Linked DNA regions of Homo sapiens: region 2 is linked to region 1. Evidence: chromatin loops called from intact Hi-C (ENCODE). Cell type or tissue: K562. All regions are shown on one strand. Links, peaks and the distances in the headings refer to the core of each region. The heading gives the core; the rest is flanking DNA. Region 1 has its middle 35 kb from the start of DCAKD. Region 2 overlaps PLCD3 (phospholipase C delta 3).

Evidence for each region. Peaks named below come from ENCODE experiments on the same cell type or tissue, not always from the same donor. Only the 100,000 strongest peaks of a DNase experiment are listed, where the experiment ranks them.
Region 2: it touches region 1 in a loop (2.5-fold over the local background); 13 of 110 quality-filtered maps call a loop at or near these places.

What each region holds. Positions count from the first base shown.
Region 1 is chr17:45,015,420-45,018,219 of GRCh38, reverse strand. No RefSeq gene overlaps it. Among named protein-coding and RNA genes, the nearest start is that of DCAKD, 35 kb to the left of the region's middle. In K562, for the core only: a CTCF peak has its summit at 1,192 (motif pointing left); a DNase peak (open chromatin) is centred at 1,225.
Region 2 is chr17:45,122,933-45,125,732 of GRCh38, reverse strand. All of the region lies in intron 1 of PLCD3 (phospholipase C delta 3), which reads left to right. Among named protein-coding and RNA genes, the nearest start is that of PLCD3, 8.2 kb to the left of the region's middle. In K562, for the core only: no CTCF peak of the experiment used is centred there; DNase peaks (open chromatin) are centred at 953, 1,188 and 1,552.

The DNA.
Region 1 (2,800 bases), core at 221-2,720:
CATGTGTAAAATGCGGCTGACACCCTCTACCTCCCAGAGCATTTGTGAGGAGCAAATGAAGTATGGGAGAGGGGAGGAAACTCACAACCAGCATGAAGAAGATGGGGCCAAGTTTGTGTGGGAGTCTCCTTTCCCATGCTCAACACTGCTCCCATCCCAAGAGCCCCTGAGGGAACTGGAGTCAAATGCCTAGCCTGGCATTTTTAACTGTCTGCTCTGCCAGAGTGACAGGGCCTCTGGGTGGGAGGAGAGGTTAGGGGAAGACTGTGAGCCTCAGGCTTAGTGCTTTGAGAGCCCTTTTTAAAGAATGAGGCTCCTCCTCTGCCAGCACTACCCCCCAGCTGTCCCGCCCCCAGGGTCTCAGTGCAAGAGTCAGCCCCACCTGGAGGAAAGTTATTTTCCCATCAAATCCTGAATCCAGGTGGAAAGGCAAGGTTGATATGGAATCCAGAGCCTCAGTTCCCTGCCAATGGGAAGCAAACTCACTCCTTGATTTTCCCATCTGTGAAATGGGACCACAGCCAGTAATTATGAGGTGCTATTTGAACTGGTGGGTAATCTCTTTTATTATTATTTATTTATTTATGTATTTATTTTGAGGCAGAGTCTTGCCCTGTCACCAGGCTGGAGTGCAGTGGTGCGATCTCGGCTCACTGCAACCTCTGCCTCCTGGGTTCAAGCGATTCCCCTGCCTCAGCCTCCAGAATAGCTGGGACTACAGGTGTGCGCCACCACGCCCGGCTAATTTTTTGTATTTTAGTAGAAACGGGGTTTCACCATGTTGGCCAAGATAGTCTTGATCTCCTGACCTCGTGATCTGCCCGCCTTGACCTCCCAAAATGCTGGGATTACAGGTGTGAGCCACTGTGCCCGGCCTTTTATTATTTTTTTAATTTTTTTAGAGACAGGGTTTCACTCTAGCCCAAATGAGAGTGCAGCAGAGCCATCATAGCTCACTGTAACCTTGAACTTCTAGGCCCAGGTGACTCTCCCGAATAGCTAGGATTACAGATGTGCACCACCATGCGTGGCTAATTTTTTTCTTTTTTTTTTTTTTTTAGAGACAGGGTCTTACCATGTTGCCCAGGCTGGTTTCAAACTCCTGGCCTCAAGTGATGCTCCCGCCTCGACCTCCCAAAATGCTGGGATTGCAGGCATGAGTCACCACACCCAGCCTGGGGTGACCTCTAGAGGCTGCTGAATCCATTGCCCTGCCTTCTACACTCACTCTTACCCACTCCACCCCTACCTGCAATAGGATTATCTCTGCTGGCGAAACAACCAGCCTCTTTGGAGATGGCAGCCCACCATTTGTCAAGCCAGGAAGACCTTCTGACAGTCTACCTTAAATCTCTCTTTGGTACCCTCAGGGAAAATTGAAACAACGAACAGCAAAAAGATAAATGCATATGGATAGGCAATGCCACACTATTTTTTTAAAATACCCGCAAAGAGGGTGGGAGAGCGGGAATTACCTTCAGACACAATGCTCTTTACACTAAACATCTTGGCGAAAAATATGGCTGTGTAATTCTTTTTTCTCCTTGGCAAAGAGAAAGGCTGAGGCTGGGCAGAAAGGCAGAGGGACCCGAAAATATAAATCAATATGTGACTTTAATATATGTGCTTTCGGTGTCTGTGTGTGCTGGGGGATTATTAGTAACCTTGATTCCAGCTCAGTGTCCATGCGAGGCAGGGAGATGTGCGGCCCCCAGGGAGGAGAAGAGAAATTAGGAAGCCAAATTCTTCTCCTGATTGACACCTGGGTAAACATTATCCTGGCAGAAAGGGAAGAAAAAAAGATCAATGCTGGGTATTTTTATCACGTTCCAGGGACAGACGGGGGGGAAATTAAAGAAACAGTCCCCTAGAATCACTGAATATGCCCATCTTCAAGGAGTAGCTAGATAAGGCGGAACCCAGGTGGAGGAGTATGGGTGGGAGAGAAATGGGCATGTCCCAGGGAGCAGTGGCCATTGCTTCTTCTACCCTGATGTATGTGAGTGGCAGCAGGTACAAAGGAGCCATGGCTTTAGTTGCAGGGTGAAGGCAGCAGCTTTGACGGGGAATCGTAGGCCAGAGTCTAACTCAAATCAGACTTCGGCTTCAACAGAGGCCCAAGAGGCATTTGTCTTAATGGGATTTGTCAGGGGGCTGTTTCTAGTGGAAGATTCCTGGAGTGTGGGAAGGGGGCAGTGGCTGCAGGAGGGGCTGGGTGTAGTGAGTGATCCAGTGTGGGTCAATGCCCATGGGGAAGCAGGGACATCTCTCTGGATTGTCTCAGATCTAGAGTCAGGAAAACCTGGGCCTCCACCCCTTCCTGGCTATATGACCTTGACCAAGTCATCTGACCTCATAGAGTCTCACCTTCCCTGTCTGTAAAATAGAGGCAGGTGGCCCCTACCCCACTGGTCTCAGAGTTTTTAAAAGAGATTATACAAAACACTGGACAGGGCTGAGGGGCTATTGTTATCTGGGGAGCCCTGCCCACTAGAAATATACTGTAAGCCACATATACACTTAAAAAAATTTTTTTAAACTAATTTGTTTAAGAGACAAGGTCTCCGTCTGTGGCCCAGGCTGCAGTGCAGCGGCACAATCATAGCTTATTACAGCCTCAACCTCCTGGGCTCGAACAATCCTCTCACCTTAGCCTCCTGAGCACCTGGCTAGTTTTGGGGGATTTTTTGCTTGTTTATTTGTTTGTATTTTTTGTAGAGATGGGGCTCTCACTATGTTGCCCGGACTGGTTTCAAATTCCTGGCCTCAAGTGATCCTCCCACCTCAGTCTCCCAAAGTG
Region 2 (2,800 bases), core at 182-2,681, 110 kb before region 1:
ATCCATGTTGTAGCGTGCATCAGATTTCACTCCTTTACATGGCTGAATACTATTCCATTGTATCGATAAACCATATTTTGCTTATGCACTCATCTGTCTCATATGTTTTTTGTTTGTTTTGTTTTGTTTTGTTTTTTGAGACGGAGTCTCGCCATGTCTCCCAGGCTGGAGTATAGTGGCACAATCTCAGCTCGCTGCAACCTCTGCCTTCCGGGTTCAAGCATTCTCCTGCCTTAGCCTCCCTAGTAGCTGAGATTACAGGCGTGGGCCACCATGCTCGGCTGTTTTCTATTTTTAGTAGAGACGGGGTTTCACCATGTTGGTCAGGCTGGTCTCGAACTCCTGACCTCAAATGATCTGCCTGCCTCGGCCTCCCAAAGTGCTGGGATTACAGGTGTGAGCCACCATGCCCAGCTAATGTTTTATGTTTTTAGTAGAGACAGGGTTTCACCATGTTGGTTAGGCTGGTCTCGAACTCCTTGCCTCAAATGATCCACATGCCTCAGCCTCCCAAAGTGCTGGGATTGCAGGTGTGAGCCACCATGCCCGGCTGATGTTTTATATTTTAAACAGAAACAGGGTTTCACCATGTTGGTCAGGCTGGTCTTGAACTCCTGACCTCAAATGATCTGCCTGCTTCGGCCTTCCAAAGTACTGGGATTACAGGTGTGAGCCACCATGCCCAGCTAATGTTTTTTATTTTTTGTAGAGACAGGGTTTCACCATATTGGTCAGGCTGGTCTTGAACTCCTGACCTCAAATGACCCGCCTGCCTTGGCCTCCCAAAGTGCTGGGATTACAGGCTCATCTGTTGATGAGCACTCGGGTTGTTTCCACCTTTTGGCTTTCGTTTGCCCTCATTTTCACTGCTATTATTTTGTGATTGTCTCCACCCACTCAGTCACTGGCCCGGCAGCTACAGGATCAAGGCAGAGATGGTTCAAGTAGATACAAACCCCACAGGAACAGTAGGAGGTGGGCGGCTTGTGCACCTGCTCAGAGCAGGTAGGAACAAGGTCAAGGCGACATCTGTGGGCTTGGGCCTGGCAGGACCTATAAATGTCTACTGGGTGGCTGGATGGAGAGCCACGGTCCTCGCAGCATCGCTGCCCTGGCCCTGAGCCCTCCCTCTGACCTTGCCTCCTTACCTCTGTTGGCCCTGCCCTTCCTGCTGGACACCCCAGTCCTCTCACTGCCCCAGGGTTCAGAAGCACGAGCAGTGGGGACACAGAAGCACCCAACCAGGGACTCAGCACCTGGCCCCGCCTGGGACTGCACCCTCCTTCTGTTTGGCTTTTCCACTGGGTGTGTGTTTGGGGGGCAGTGCCAGTTTGCGGGGCAGCCTGGAATGTCACCCCTTCCCCCAACAGGTTCCTGGGGAGCTGAGGGTAAGGGGCCAGAAGTAGGGGCCCCCTCCATTGGGAGCCTGCCCAAGTGGGGGCCCAGTCAGGCGTTCAGGCTGCCTGTGTTGATGGCCTGTTTGCAGAAGGCTCTGGACAGAGCAGGCCCCGGTGACTCACCCCCATTTCCGGCCTTAGTCACTCATCTCCCCCACACCCATGGGCTTGGCATCAGAGGGCTGGCCTAGGTAGGGGAGGCAGCCCCAGCTGCAGAGCCTGGTTGTCATGGCAATGAGCAGTCCCCCTTCCCATGGCCAAGGGGGTGTAGGAGGATGTGCCTAAGTGTAGTGGCGCTGCAGGCTCCCCTCTGCCCTCACCGTGTCATTGCTCAGGATGGGACCATTTAGAGGCTACCTGGACCTGGTTGGGGGGGGGGTCTGGTGAGCCCCTCGGCCTGGCACGTGCCGTGTACACCCAGCTCTTTGTCTGGAAAGAGGAGGGTTCCACTTTCCCCTTCCTGACCAGGGGGTACCGAGTGGGCATTCACTCAGAGGGCCACAGTCTAGACCCTGAGGGACCCTCTGGAGCTGTTAGGGCCACAGGCTGGCCCCAAGGGGTCATGGCCTCTTAAGGAGGTGGATTTCTCCTCTTGCCCCTGAGACCCTGATTTTCAGTCATGGTCAAAGTGGGTTTTAAAAATACAGATGCCCAGGCCCCATCCCACACCAGCTGGGTGAGATGCCCTGGGCTGTGGTGTCTGCAGCCTCCCCTGGGTAATTCCGATGCACAGCTAAGGTTGAGAAACCCTGACCTGCGAGGCCTCTGCCCTGCGAGGCCTCTGTCCTGAACTCTGGACAGATGGGGCAGAGCTGGGGATAGAATTCACTTAGTCCCCCCATCTGTCCGTCTACCTGTCTGCCCCTTCAGTCAACACTAGCTGGTATCCTGGCTCTGGGATGAGCACTGTGGTGAGGAGATAAGACCTCATTCCGCCCTCAGATTTATTAAAGTATATAGGTGGGTTTTGTGTTTTATTTTAATTAAAGCAAAAAGTGCTGTTAGTGGTCAGAGAGGGAGAATGTCCACTTGAGGACAAATCAAGGAAGGGTTCCTGGAGGAGGTGATATCTGAACTGGTCCTTCAAGGACTCAGATAGGAGGAAGAGAAGGGAGAAGGATCCTACAAAAGGGTCCAAGAGAGGGTGAGAGGAGATGGTCCAGAGATATAGACTCAATTCCTTAGGTCAGAATTTGCAATTGGGCAAGCCAGGGCCTTGGGGTCACAAAGCCAAACCCAGTATTAGGGGCTTGTCGAAATAAAGGGAGGAAGAGAGGCCCTCTGTCTTACTTCTTTTGGCCCACACAGGGGTTATTGATTTTTATTTTTTTTCAATTTGATTTCGTTGTCAACATTAGAATATCTGGAGGCTTCACACACAGATCTATATTCGGTTCTCTGGA